Linked DNA regions of Homo sapiens: regions 2, 3 and 4 are each linked to region 1. The links are chromatin contacts, found by Hi-C or POLR2A ChIA-PET in ENCODE. All regions are on one chromosome and are shown on one strand. The core of a region is the stretch at or near the end of the contact, and the rest is flanking DNA. Distances in the headings are between cores, read along the strand shown. Region 1 holds the start of CNTROB (centrobin, centriole duplication and spindle assembly protein). Region 2 holds the start of SHBG (sex hormone binding globulin). Region 3 holds the start of ATP1B2 (ATPase Na+/K+ transporting subunit beta 2). Region 4 holds the start of BORCS6 (BLOC-1 related complex subunit 6).

What was found. Hi-C counts contacts between places; a loop is a spot of excess contacts on that map. ChIA-PET counts read pairs that join two places held with the same protein, here RNA polymerase II (POLR2A). Pooled maps may share reads with other maps.
Region 2: a loop to region 1 is called in a pooled map, with 4 times the contacts of the local background. The contact joins the promoter of SHBG here to the promoter of CNTROB in region 1. A Hi-C loop is called at or near these places in 1 of 37 single-sample maps with no recorded cell type and 5 of 50 pooled maps. POLR2A ChIA-PET finds 5 or more read pairs at or near these places in 3 of 52 experiments (GM10248, activated CD4-positive, alpha-beta T cell and activated T-cell).
Region 3: a pooled map shows a loop between it and region 1 (4-fold over the local background). The contact joins the promoter of ATP1B2 here to the promoter of CNTROB in region 1. A Hi-C loop is called at or near these places in 4 of 50 pooled maps. POLR2A ChIA-PET finds 5 or more read pairs at or near these places in 4 of 52 experiments (BJ, GM12878, activated CD4-positive, alpha-beta T cell and 1 more).
Region 4: a loop to region 1 is called in a pooled map, with 6 times the contacts of the local background. The contact joins the promoter of BORCS6 here to the promoter of CNTROB in region 1. A Hi-C loop is called at or near these places in 9 of 50 pooled maps. POLR2A ChIA-PET finds 5 or more read pairs at or near these places in 5 of 52 experiments (B cell, HEK293T, MCF 10A and 2 more).

Annotation. Positions count from the first base shown.
Region 1 is chr17:7,930,892-7,934,133 of GRCh38, reverse strand. It overlaps CNTROB (centrobin, centriole duplication and spindle assembly protein), which reads right to left and starts at 1,928. Exons shown (of 19, transcript NM_053051.5): 1 at 785-1,928. The coding sequence starts at 1,054. TRAPPC1 (trafficking protein particle complex subunit 1) reads left to right here and starts at 2,188. Exons shown (of 4, transcript NM_021210.5): 1 at 2,188-2,403; 2 at 2,558-2,628; 3 at 2,985-3,123. The coding sequence starts at 2,305. RefSeq lists a silencer at 880-1,057 and enhancers at 985-1,114, 1,245-1,534, 1,565-1,624, 1,845-1,894, 2,235-2,474.
Region 2 is chr17:7,628,477-7,631,718 of GRCh38, reverse strand. SHBG (sex hormone binding globulin) reads right to left here and starts at 1,584. Exons shown (of 8, transcript NM_001040.5): 1 at 1,436-1,584; 2 at 1,212-1,303; 3 at 850-1,039; 4 at 358-519; 5 at 1-130. The coding sequence starts at 1,546.
Region 3 is chr17:7,649,374-7,652,615 of GRCh38, reverse strand. It overlaps ATP1B2 (ATPase Na+/K+ transporting subunit beta 2), which reads right to left and starts at 1,690. Exons shown (of 7, transcript NM_001678.5): 1 at 986-1,690. The coding sequence starts at 1,097. RefSeq lists enhancers at 1,120-1,762, 2,037-2,537, 2,538-3,038 and a silencer at 1,631-1,780.
Region 4 is chr17:8,188,571-8,191,812 of GRCh38, reverse strand. BORCS6 (BLOC-1 related complex subunit 6) reads left to right here and starts at 1,633. Exons shown (of 1, transcript NM_017622.3): 1 at 1,633-3,242. The coding sequence starts at 1,673. The coding sequence ends at 2,746. It overlaps LOC124903913 (a long non-coding RNA gene), which reads left to right. Exons shown (of 2, transcript XR_007065604.1): 2 at 1-538. RefSeq lists enhancers at 1,174-1,819, 1,562-1,841, 1,820-2,466 and silencers at 1,952-2,001, 2,202-2,261, 2,332-2,381.

The DNA.
Region 1 (3,242 bases), core at 679-3,178:
AAAAAAGCCACATGGAAATCAGATGCAGTCTGTGTTATCTATCTCCTACCTATTGCCAGGGTAGAATTTTCACTCCAGCACTTTGGAAAACAAGAAAAACCAAACGGATCCAATAAGGGATGTCCTAAACTTGAATCAGAAATTCAAATACTACAGAAGCCAGAAAGAGAGTGTAAATAAAATAATCGAGGAGGTATAAGACAAGAGTTGCGGAGATTCTTGCCGATTCAAGAACAAATGTAAGGACTGTATGGCTTATGGCTATCATTTTCAAACTCTGGAAGACCTAACCAGTCTGCAAATTGACTCTGACACCTTTTCTATACAATACTAATAACTATCTTCTCTGTAACATGTTGTAGTTGACTAAGCTATGTCTTAATGATGTACATGCCAAAGTTGGAACCATACTATCAACATAGTGTTGAGCTGGAAGGATCGGAGCTGCTATCCTAAGTCCCTAGCTCCCTCTTGGGATCAAGAAACCTTACCCATTCCCAGTGCACGGGAAATAGCTCACCAACCTACCCCATAGGTTTGCTCTATCTACTCGGAGCAGAGATGTCTCTCACAAAAAAACACTGGGAAGTTTCATAATTTTCAAATTATGGTGTCCCAGGTCACTCCCTCCCTTATAAGCATGGCTGCCTATGCAGTTAAAAGGAATATGAAATCCAACAGGAAGAGTTCAAATCTCATCAAAGCTTTTTATTTTTACCAACCCCAATCCCAAGACTCTCTGGTGTCTAGTGCCACAGTGGTCTCCAAGACACACTTCCCTCACCTTTTTCTTCAAGTTCTTTTCCAATCCGACTGACAAGCTTCGACTCAATTCTTGGGCGAAGCCGTCTAACCCTTCATGAGGCGGGGAGGTGGAGGGTAAATACAGCTGGGCTCGGGCCGTGGCCTCCGCCTGCCGGCTGAGGCGCAAAGAAGCATAGAGCTGGGAGGTCACTTCAGACGACACTTGGTTGAGCCCAGGGGGTTCTGATGAATCACTCAGGAGATCCTCCGCCCCGAGGGGTGAACTGGGGCTGTCAGCTGATGTTGCCATGAATACAGGGAAGAGACAACCGGAGACAGCAAAGAGCTGGGAGGTTCTGCTTTAGCAAAGTCCAGGAGGAAAAGTTCACGGAGAAAGACTTGGGAGAAGGGAGGAAGACTCCACGCCAAGGATCCTTGGTGAATTAAGGATATCGAGGCTTTCTGGTTAGAGGAAAGGTTTCCACCAGTTCCAGGGGCCATGGGAGTGGGCAAAAGCATCCCTTTCCCCAGCTCCTGGGAACAGCGTTAAGAGGGTGCAGCGCAGAGCGGGTGCGGACAGAAGACCTACTGTGGGACAACAGCGCTGCTGAAGCTCCTCTTCCCGACTACGAGTGCTGGAAGCTGCAGATCAACTCCGGCACAGGCTATCCCCGGTCAACTGAGCTCTTAAGTTCTCACACCCAAAACGTCCCAACGGAAACGGACCCAAATCCACTAGGAGCCCAATTTCTGTCCCCCTGCCCTACTAGTCCCTCAATTGGTTCCAGTCTCAAGAGAGGGCGGAACCTCACGCTCCCCCATCCCTTCACCCGTTCTACCCAGGGTCAGCTCCAGCTCCCTTGTACTTTCCCTTCGACCCCTCCTGGCAAGAAAGCCATAGCGAGCTTCCTTGTTCCCTAGAATCTCTCCCTCCCGACCACCCCAAAAGAAACCTTGTGAACCCTCAGTCACGCCCTAAGTCGTCCCTAAGAAGCACGCCGCCCTCAAGCCTAGCCCGAGATCCTCTGCCCCGACGACCACCTGGTTCCGCCTACTCTCCACCCTTCCAGTCCTCAGTCCCCAATTTGCCAAAGTGGGGGGCAAGCGATTGACCTCCTCCCCTGAGATCCCCCTCTCACGCCTCCCCCTACGCTCAAAACCGTTGGCAGCCTCCCGCCCACTGTCCACGGCTCCGCCTCTCTCGCCTCGATGACGTCACCCGCCCGCGAGACCACGCTCGCAGACACTCACATCACTTCTGTATCCCGAGCGCCTGGCCGCGCGTGCGCGGCTCCGGTGGCCACAGATTGGCTGAGGGAGGGAGGCGGAGTCTGACAAGCAGCACTGGAGCGGAGTTAATGCCCAGCCGCGGCCGAGCGAGAACCCCCCTAAGGGGCGGAGCTCCGTGGAAACCGGAAGTAACTCTTGACGGGCACTCGGAGCAGTTCCGGTGAGTCCGTGGGTGGGGTCCCCACCTGGTTGGAAGGCTGTGGGTCCGGGAACCCGAGCCCAAGGAGTGGGGGCGGCCCCGGAGCGAGGCTCACACTCCCTGCCCTGCAGATGACTGTCCACAACCTGTACCTGTTTGACCGGAATGGAGTGTGTCTGCACTACAGCGAATGGCACCGCAAGAAGCAAGCAGGGATTCCCAAGGAGGAGGTGACGAGAGGGCCCCGGTGCAGCCCGGGCGACCTCTCATCTCCAAACACCTATAGTCCCAACCCAGCCCCTCCTCTCCAAACCCCAGCTCGTTCCCACCCCCCACCCCATCTCCCGCATCAACCGAGAGCTAACTCTGCCCCTCTCCCTCCAGGAGTATAAGCTGATGTACGGGATGCTCTTCTCTATCCGCTCGTTTGTCAGCAAGATGTCCCCGCTAGACATGTACGCGGAGTCAGAGAAGATGTTGGGAGGAGGGCTAGCCTTGGGAATTTGGGGATGGGGGAAACTTTCTGAAGTGGAAGGAGCATTGGCCTCCAGAGGGGGGAAAGGGTACTTAAGAGAGGCTGAGTCCGGAGCGAGAGTGCTGGAGCTGGCAGGAGTGGGGGTGGGGAGGGTCTGAAAGTAGAGAAGTTGGTGGGGGCTAAATTGAGGGGTGACGATGGGCGATGTCTTTACTCAACCAGGCTTCTACAAAGGATATGTTTAGATAAAGAGGGAGTCGATGTTTGCGGGGATCAGAAGTGTCTCTTTGGGAGAGATTCTGCTCCCATTCTTTAACACCCTCCTCATCTCTGCAGGAAGGATGGCTTCCTGGCCTTCCAAACTAGCCGTTACAAACTCCATTACTACGAGACGCCCACTGGGATCAAAGTTGTCATGAATACTGACTTGGGCGTGGGACCCATCCGAGATGTGCTGCACCACATCTACAGTGCGGTCAGTGCCAGCCCCAGGGACCCATCCCCCAGAGCTCTTCAGAACCCCAAGACTCCCTCATCTCCCCTGCCCCAATCCTACTATATGTTTGCTCAACTCAAGAGTTTTCTCAGGGGCCC
Region 2 (3,242 bases), core at 335-2,834, 300 kb after region 1:
GAGGGAGAAATATCCCGGGATTTGATTCTACATCACAGCTTCTGAGGCTAGTGGGGGCAGATGCTGAGATCTCGGCCTGTTTGTCCAGCCAGGAATCCCGGCGCAGGCAGCCATCCAGGGCAGGAACCAGCTGGAGTGTGACAGAGATAAGATACGGGGATGTAGAAATCAGGGCATCGGAGCCGCAGTCCCGACCTCCCTGCCCTCAGTTGACTCCCCTCTGAGCATTTGGCCTCCCCCTTGCAGCTCTCAACCCTTCCCTTCTCCCTAAAAGTGTGGACTTAGATTCCCACGGCCAGCCACCCAGCAGTGCTTTACCAAGTCTTGGCTAGGGTTCCACCCCTGGGGTGTAGTTACCGGCAACCGAAGGTTGGAAGCGGGGAAGAGCAGCCCCCCAAGCGCAATCCTCATGATGGGATGGCGTTTGCTGGTCAGGGGCCCAGAGACCTGTCTCAGGCGCAGCACCTCCTCCCCATCCACCTCCAGCAGCACAGAGTCCCCCTCCATCTTGACTTCCACCTGCAGGAAGGTGGGAAGCAAAATCAGAGGCCCCTGGGATCTGTTTCTGCCACCTTCCTGTGAGGCAGCCTAGTACTATAGTGGAAAGAACATGCCTTAAAGAAGCAGCTAGCATCCTTGGCCTTGGGTCACTCAGCTCTTGTCACTTATATACTGACTGAGCCTTAGAATTCCCATCAGAAAAGATGGGGCCAAGAATAGCTACTTTGTGGGGGTTCGTGTGGATTAAACGAGATGACAGTGGTAGAGGGATGCCCAATAACTTGGTTTTGTTCCCTTTCCTCAGACCAGCTCCAGACATCCCTCCCCTGAGGACCAGAGCTAGCTTACCTGGTGCCATCTCCCATCATCCAGCCGTGGTCCAGCACCCACCGTAAGCTGGGCCCAGTGATTGTGCAGTTGGATCTCAGGCCTGCCGTCTCGAAGTCCCAGCATAAACCAGTCATCCTTAGGGTTGGTATCCCCATAAAAAATCACTCCCTCTGGGTCCCAGGTTCGAACCTCAAAGGAGGAGGAGGTTCTGGAAGGACACAGAAGGAAAGATTGTGTATGTCATGTGTCCTTTGAGAACCAGTGTGGGTTTGGGGGAGATGGTGTTCACAGATAAGGAAAGGAAGACAGGGAAAAGAGAAGAGCTGATGGAGAGAGGGCAGAACCAGGGGACTGGGTCAAGGGCTAGGCCAACCCCATACTTTGTGATCTTGGTGAGGTCAAAGGTCATGACAGCGATAGGCTCTTGTCCTGGGCCATTGCTGAGGTGGACAGCCGGAGGGTCGTGGGCACTCTATCAGAAAGAGAAAACAAACAAAGCTGAGTAGGGACATGTCAGAGACAGACAGAGGGAGAGGCCCTGCTACAGGGCCAGAGGAGAGAAGGGAAGACTGCATGAGCTGAGTGCCCTGTCCCGCTCCTGCACCTGGGTGGGGAGAACAGGTCTCAGGGCCCATCCCTGGCGGGTGTGACGCAGTAGTAGCAACAGCAGCAACAGCAGCAGGCGCGAGGTAGCCAGTGGGCCTCTGCTCTCCATAATCAGCCACTGTCCACTCGGCGGCTCAGACAACTCTTGGGAGAATGTGTAGAGGCAGGCAGCCTTGCGTGTGGGCGGTGGAGGGTTAAAGGTTGCCCGGGGAGGAGGGGGTAAAGGAAACAGGGGCACTGACCCTTGACCCCTGCCCAGGGGCCCAGTCACAAGACTCAGCTATCACCCCTCTGGGGATCAATGGGGTGAAGGACAGAGTCCCCTCCACTATCATCCTCCACTGCCGAGAAAGTTTCTGAACTGGGAGAGGATATTCCATCTCCCCTCTCCTCCTCTAGGGCCTGATCTAGGTCCTCCAAGATTTCTGTCCACTCGGGGAGCCTGCATTCACAGGCCTGAGGTCTAGAAACAGTCCTCCCCTGCGTCCCAAGTAGCATCCTGTATCAGGACTAGAAATGAGATAATGGAATCCTAAATTTCTAGCTGAGTGACCTTGGGCAAGTCACTTCACCTCTGTGCTTCAGTGTCCTTGTCTGTAAAATGAGGAAAATAATACTTTACGGGGTGACTGTGAAAGAGGGTTCATTGAGAAAATGCAGGCACAGTGCCTGGCATCTGGTCTGAACTCCTCCCCCAGTCTTTTCCCAGGCCTCTGAGGCCTGTCTCCCAAGAAGGTATTGTCTGTGTGTATGATTCAGTGAATATTAAGAAGGGACCTGCCCCCCGCCTCTCAGTTATCTTCCCTTATCCATTTATTACAGGGCCTAAACAGTCTAGCAGTAGAAATCACCCACTCCCTGACCCATTTTATTTTATTTTATTTTATTTTATTTTATTTTATTTTAGACAGAGTCTTGCTCTATCACCCAGGCTGGAGTGCAGTGGCGTGATCTCGGCTCACTGCTGCCTCTGCCTCTCGAGTTCAAGCGATCCTCCTGTCTCAGCCTCCTTAGTAGTTGGGACTACAGGTGCACGCACCACCACGCCCAGCAAATTTTTTTGTGTTTTTAGTAGAGACGGGGATTTCACCACGTTGCCCAGGCTGATCTCGAACCTCTGACCTGAAATGATCCGCCCACCTCAGCCTCCCAAAGTACCTGGATTACAGGCATTAGCCACAAGGCCCGACCCTCCCTGACGCATTTTATTTTATTTATTTATTTTGAGATGGAGTTTCGCTTTTGTTGCCCAGGCTGGAGTGCAATGGCACGATCTCGGCTCACTGTAACCTCCACCTCCCAGGTTCAAGCGATTCTCCTGTCTCAGCCTCCCGAGTAGCTGGGAGTAAAGGCATGCGCCACCACACCTGTCTAATTTTTGTATTTTTAGTAGAGACGGGGTTTCACCATGTTGGTCAGGCTGGTCTCAAATTCCTGATCTCAGGTGATCCGCCTGCCTCTGCCTCCCAAAATGCTGGGATTACAGGTGTGAGCCACTGTGCCCACCCCATGACCCATTTTAAAATGCAAATGACAGACCGGGCTTGGTGGGTCACATCTGTAATCCCAGCACTTTAGAAGGCTGAGGCGGGCAGATCACTTGAGGTCAGGAGTTCCAGACCAGCCTGGCCAACATAGTGAAACCCCGTCTCTACTAAAAATACAAAAATTAGCCAGGTATGGTTGCCCATGCCTGTAATCCCAGCTACTCCGAGGGTGAGGCAGGAGAATCGCTTGAACCCAGGAGGGAGAGGTTGCAGTGAGCCGAGATCGCGCCACTGCACTCCAGCCTGAGTGACAGAGTG
Region 3 (3,242 bases), core at 441-2,940, 280 kb after region 1:
TCTGGCTCTCCCAAGCATTGCTGGATTCTTCTCATCCCAGGGGCTGGAGTTTGAGTTCCCTGAGGGAATGGATTGCATGGGACCCACTTCGTGTAGGCCCCGAATGGGTGGACTGATGGGGACGGTGCCCAGTGTGGAAAGATTGTAAATCGTGTCACACAGTGTCCTCTGTCCCCTGTGTCTCAACGTCCCAGCTTGACCATCCCTCTTGGAAGAATTCCACCCCTCACCTGCACCTGTGCCGGTCACCAGACCCCCTCCACCCCCCCAACCCCCGACCACTACAGCTCCCTGAGTCCTGCCATGGTCAGCCTGGGGAGGCTTCCAAGTCATCCGACTGTCACAGACACCTGGCTGGCTGATGCACACAAATCACCACAGCGACCACTCCTCCCTCCGTCACCGACATGGGAGCAAAACCTGCAGCCTCGGTAAAACTCATACTATCAGCAGCCCCCCAACCCACAAAGCAGTCCCAGAAGGCTCCCAAGGCCAGGCGGTGGGATACAGACAACTTCCGCCGTGAAGAACCCCCCTAACACACCCCCCAAGACCCGCCCCCTCATGAACGTTCCCAGGGTCCAGGGGGTGGGCACGAGCTAAAAATAGACGGGGCTGCGGAGCTAGTGAGAGCCGGAGGGAGGGAAGGGGCGCTCTTTGGAGGTGGGGGACGCCCGTGTGGAGCGGACAGGCCCCGAGAGGGAGTGTGAGCGCCGGCGCGGACACGCAGGCGGAGCTGGCGACCCCCCGCCCGAGGGGGCTCCGCGGGGGGCGGGAAGGCGGCTGTGACCTACTTTCTCCGCCTCCGCACGGCCAGCCGGGGAGATTAGACTGGCGATTCGGCCCCCTCCCAGCCCAGAGCCCGGCAGGGAGGCTGGACGCCGGGGACCCGGGAGGGGAGCTGGGGCCGCGTCGGCGGGACCCTGCGCCCCCGAGGCGTCGCCCCGCGGCTTTCCCCCGCCCCTTGCGTGCCGGCCCTGCGTACCCCAGCTGGTCCCGGTGCGGCCCATAAACTGGTGCGTCCTCGGGTTCCACACGAACTCCTTCCACTCCTCAACCACCTGCCCGCAGCTCTTCTTCTCTTTCTGGATGACCATCTTGGTGGCGCGGGGCGAGTCCGGGCGCGGGGCGGGGGGTTGCGGAGAAGCGGGGGCGCCGCGCGCTGAAGCCCTCCACACACCCAAAAGCACGGGGAGCGAAGGCGGCGCGGGCAAAGGAGACCCCCCTCAGATATGCAGCTGCTGCAGATTCCGGGGTGCACGACCACGCGCTGCGGGGTGCTGGCAGCGCGGCGGAAGATGCACCGATCCTAGGCCCCCCAACTGCGATGAAAAGGGGTGCTGTCAGAGCAGGGGAGAATAACAAGAGGAAGGGGTATGAATGCAGCTTCACCCCCCACCAAACCGTCTAGAAACAAAACGAAATGGGGTGCAAAAACAGACGGCTACAAAAACCGAGCAGAACGCAGAAAAAAAGCGGGGTACAAAAAGGCAGAGAGAGGTGGGGGAGGGGGCCGCCCCGAAATCCAAGATGCAAAGAAGCTGTGGAACGAAGCTCAAGGCTCGCTCCGCCAAGCGGAGACCACTGCACCGGTGGTGGCTCAGCCGCGGGGGTGGGGCGGGGACGCGCAGCTGGGGGACAGCCAGGGATGGGGGGCCCCCCAGGCGGAGGCTCCGCTCCTCAGCAGTGCGAGGCCCGCGGTCGCCGAGCGCGGTCTTTATACTCTGCGGCTCTGGGGGTGCCCGCCCCCTTCCCACCCCCAGAAGCTCCGCCTCCTCGCCACTGGCCCAGGCGACCTCATACATATGTAAATATGGAGAGGTTGGGCCCGCCCCCCTGACTTCTCTTAGGGACCTAGCTGTCTCTCCATTACCCCCACCCCAGGTACTAGACTGGGACAGGGTGGGAGGAAGAGATAGAGGGCGTGTCCGGGCGGAGTAGAGGGAAAGATAACCCCAGAGAAACACAACGGCAGAGAGAGAAGCCGATATATGCTCAAAGGTGGGGGCCCCAGGCAGGGAGTTAGAAAGAGACTAAGATACAGATGCGGCGGAAGAGTCCGGGAGCAGATGGGGCAGAATGTCAGAGGAATAAAGAGCTAGAGATCAAGAAAGAGAGCGAAGAGACCAGCCGGGAGGCTGGCCGAGCCAGGAGGGAAGCTAGGACAGGCCCCGCAGAGATGGATAAAGGCCACCCCCAGAGGGACGTTCCCCTGTTGGGAGCCGCTACCAGTCCCCCAGACGCCTCCTTCTCCAATCTCACAGCCCCTGTCCACACCACCTGGCTCTGTCCACGTGCAGAGGCTTCCCCATCTTCCCATCACGTCTCCCTGAAGCCCTCTCAACACCACATTCCCAGTCCCCAGCACTGCCCTGAGATCCCAGCCCTGCAGCCAGGTCTACTTCGGTTCTCTGCCTCCTGGCACCCCCACCCCCACGTCGGAACTCACCTCCTTATGTGTCTACTTGGGTCAACAAACATTTATTGAGCACCTCTATAGACTGTGTGCTGTAGCCCTGGGGAGGCCAGAGAGGTTACACTGAAGCCACATCTCTCACGGGGCTCACAGTCTAGGGCGGGAGTACACTTGCTCTACATACCACATGTTAAGAATCATTATCTCAAGCCGGGCACGGTGGCTTATGCCTGTAATCCCAGCATTTTGGGAGGCCGAGGCGGGCAGATCACGAAGTCAGGAGTTCGAGACTAGCCTTGCCCACATGGTGAAACCCCGTCTCTACTTAAAAATGCAAAATTAGGCCAGGCGCGGTGGCTCACGCCAGTAATCCCAGCACTTTGGGAGGCCGAGGTGGGTGGATCACGAGGTCAGGAGATCGAGACCATCCTGGATAACACAGTGAAACCCCGTCCCTACTAAAAATACAAAAAAAAAAAATTAGCTGGGCGTCGTGGCGGGAGCTTGTAGTCCCAGCTACTTGGGAGGCTGAGGCAGGAGAATGGCATGAACCCGGGAGGCGGAGCTTGCAGTGAGCCGAGATCGCTCCACTGCACTCCAGCCTGGGCAACAGAGCTTCCGTCTCAATAAAAAAAAAAAAAAAAATTAGCTGGGCATGGTGGTGGGTGCCTGTAGTCCCAGCTACTCAGGAGGCTGAAGCAGGAGAATTGCTTGAACCCGGGAGGCGGAGCTTGCAGTGAGCTGAGATCACGCCATTGCACTCCAGCTTGGGCAATAGAGTGAGACTTCGTCTCAAAAAAAGAGAGAAAAAAAAAATCATTATCTC
Region 4 (3,242 bases), core at 384-2,883, 260 kb before region 1:
CATTAGGGTTGGCTGGCTAGGACCCCGGCAGGCACCTGGGGATAGTAGTGCTGGGAAGTTCTGGGGAGTTGCACTTCTGAATGCTGGCATGACACTGCCTCAAGACATCTCTCTATCCAAATGGAAAAAACAACCACATCCTTTGTCAGCTAAGGAGAGTTAGCAAACTGTTTTTATTAAATACTGATGTCTGGCCGGGCACGGTGGCTCACGCCTGTCATGCTAGCACTTTGGGAGGCCGAGGCGGGTGGATCACTTGAGGCCAGTAGTTCAAGACCAGCCTGGCCAACATGGTGAAACCCCATCTCTACTAAAAATACAAAATTAGCCGGGCGTGGTGGCGGGCGCTTGTAATCCCAGCTACCCGGGAGACTGAGTTAGGAGAATCGCGTGAACCCAGGAGGCGGAGGTTGCAGTGAGCCGAGATCGCGCCACTGCACTCCAGCCTGGGTGACGGAGTGGGACTCTGTCTCTAAATACATAAATAAATAAATAAATAAATAAATAAATAAATAAATAAAAATACTGATGTCTCCAAGCTTTGGCTATGTGTTGCAATGTACAACCTTTCCAATGTCGCTGCACCATTGCATTTAGAGGAAATCTCCATTCCCTAACAGGAACTACAAGGCCCCCTGCATGACGTGGCCCCTGCTGCCTGTTCAGCTCCTTGGCTCGAAATCCTTCCCCTTATCTTGCTGATTTTGTTTTAGTCCCAATGTCTCCTGCCCCCTCACCTCAGTTTCTTGAATACGTCAAGACTTCTTTGTCTCTGAGAGGTAGCTCAAGTTTTCTTCTCTCTGCCTGGGGGGTGGCTGCGTCTTTTTGGTTCTTTTTAGTTAAAAGTCTCACCAAAGAGGTATTTTCCTGACCCCTTACCTAAACTAGTGCCTGCTCAGTTATATTCTCAATCATAACACTTTATTTCCTGTATAGCACATATCAAAATTTGTGATCATTTCATTTGTTGAATATTTTACCTCGTGGCAAAATCACACGCCATCCTCCAAGGGGCGAGACCCCTCAGTGTGAAAGGGGCAAGAGACACAGAACAAGAGTGACAAACGCATAGGAAAGCCCAGAGGCCGCTGCCTTGACCACAGTGGGTCGCTCTGAGCAGTTCAGTGGTTAGGTCTCTTAACCAAGAAAGATAGAGCAAACCATTCATGCTCATGCTGGACTTCTGGTTTCCTTCTTTTTAGTCAACTAGGTTCAACCCTGATGGTCCAAGAAGGATATGCCATTTTCATCCTAAGAACCTCTCTAGGAACCCCAAGTGGGCTCCCCACTTGGTATTTTTGCTAAGCAATCACTGTTGGGGGGGGTACAATTACAGGCAGAAAGGATCTGAGCCCCACCCCTCGGGACTCAGGAATTTGAGGACCTTGGTCTTTAAGATCTGCCCCATCAGCTTTCAGAAAGGGCGGGGCGACGGGAGCAGCTGTCACCTCCTTCTCTCCACCCTGCCGGCGTTCACGTGTGTTCCGCTGTGCAGTAACAGCTCTTCTTCCGGGACTTCCTGGTCGCCGCGACCAATCAAAATGCTTTTCCTGTCCTTACCATTGTCAGCCGCTGCCAATCGGCTCGCCTCTACCAACGCCCCTTAAAGGCGCAGCCACTGCCTCCGGAGCCGGGGCGAACCAATTCCTCCGTTGCGGCCCCCACCTGCAGTATGGAGTCGTCTCGGGGGCGGCCCGGGCCCGAGACGGACCTTCTGGCTGTAGCGGAACATCAGGCCCTAGTCTTTGGCGGCGGGCCGGGCCGAACGTCCTCTGAGCCGCCCGCAGGCCTCCGGGTGTCCGGGGAGGAAGAGACCGAGAACGTTGGGGGCGCGAACCGCCACCCCAGGACGTCCCCGAAGACGTCAAGCTGCGGCGTCGTCCACCGGCCGGAACGGGAGGCTCTGGAGAACGAGCCCGGCCCTCAAGGGACGCTGTCTGGGGCCGGGAGCCGCAGGGGGGCGCCGGGTGCAGAGCACGAACCTTCCCTGTCCTCCCGGCACAAGAACCCGGCGCCGCCCGAGGGCAAGCCCTCCTCCGGGAGGGACTGCCGTCGAGGGGGACCAGGCGGCGGGATGGATGTTGAGCAGCAGGAGGAGGAAGACAACGACGAGGAGGCGGCCGCGGGCAGCAGAGCCGGCCGCTCGTTCTCCAGCCGTCTTCAGGACAGCCGCAGCCTGGACGGGCTGAGCGAGGCGTGCGGTGGCGCCGGGTCCTCAGGGAGTGCCGAGTCCGGCGCGGGCGGCGGACGCCGCGCCACCATCTCCAGTCCCCTGGAGCTCGAAGGCACAGTGAGCCGCCACGGCGACCTTACCCACTTTGTCGCCAACAACCTGCAACTCAAGATCCGTCTGAGCGGCGCGCCTCCACCCCCGCCTTCTGCCCCTGCGCGGCCCTGCCCAGCGCCTGCACCCACACCCACACCGGCCATTCCCCCAATCGACCCCGAGGTGCTGCGGGATCTGGAGCGGTTGAGTCGGGAGCTGGGAGGCCGGGTGGACCGTCTGCTTCGCGGTCTGGGTGGCGCGGTGCAGGAGCTGACGGCGCTGAGCGTGGGTTGCATCCAGACCTACCGCGATGCTGTGGACTCCTTAGGTGAAGCCGTGGACATGAGCATCAAGGGCATGTACACCCTGCTGGCGCGCTGCGAGGAGCTGGAGCGGGCTCTGCAGCCGGTTCAGGGGCTGGCGCGCCAAGTCCGGGATATCCGACGTACTCTGGAGGTGTTGGAGGCCCTGTGCAAGTGACCAGGAGGACAGGAGAGGCCGGTCCTGGCCAGGGCAGGGCCCAGCAGGACCCTAAGGACTCTTCAGGGAGTCCTGGTGGGAAGTGCCCACTGAGGGGAGGCCTGTGTGTTGGAGGCTCTTCCAGATGCGTTCAGCTGGCCCGTGCCCACTCGCTGGGCCTTAGGCTGGTGTATGTGGGGAAGTTCTAACGGCTCTCCTGGTGGGAAGGGATGTTGCTCTGCTTGTATTCAGTTGGCCATCTGTAGCTACCCTGTTCTTCCCAACTCTCCTCCCTAGCTAGAGCACCAGCCCTGGGAACACGGGGCTTTAGGTCTGCTTGAAGGTGAGGACGTGACTCCCACATGTAATCAGGAGAAAGGGACAGAGGAAGCCCCAGCCCCCACTGTGGCTATCCTGACTCCAGTGGCCACATCTCAGGTGCCAGGGGCTGTGGGAGCTTGTGCCGTCCTTGGCCAAACACCCCGCAGGCAAAGATGCACCCCTGCTGATGGAGAGC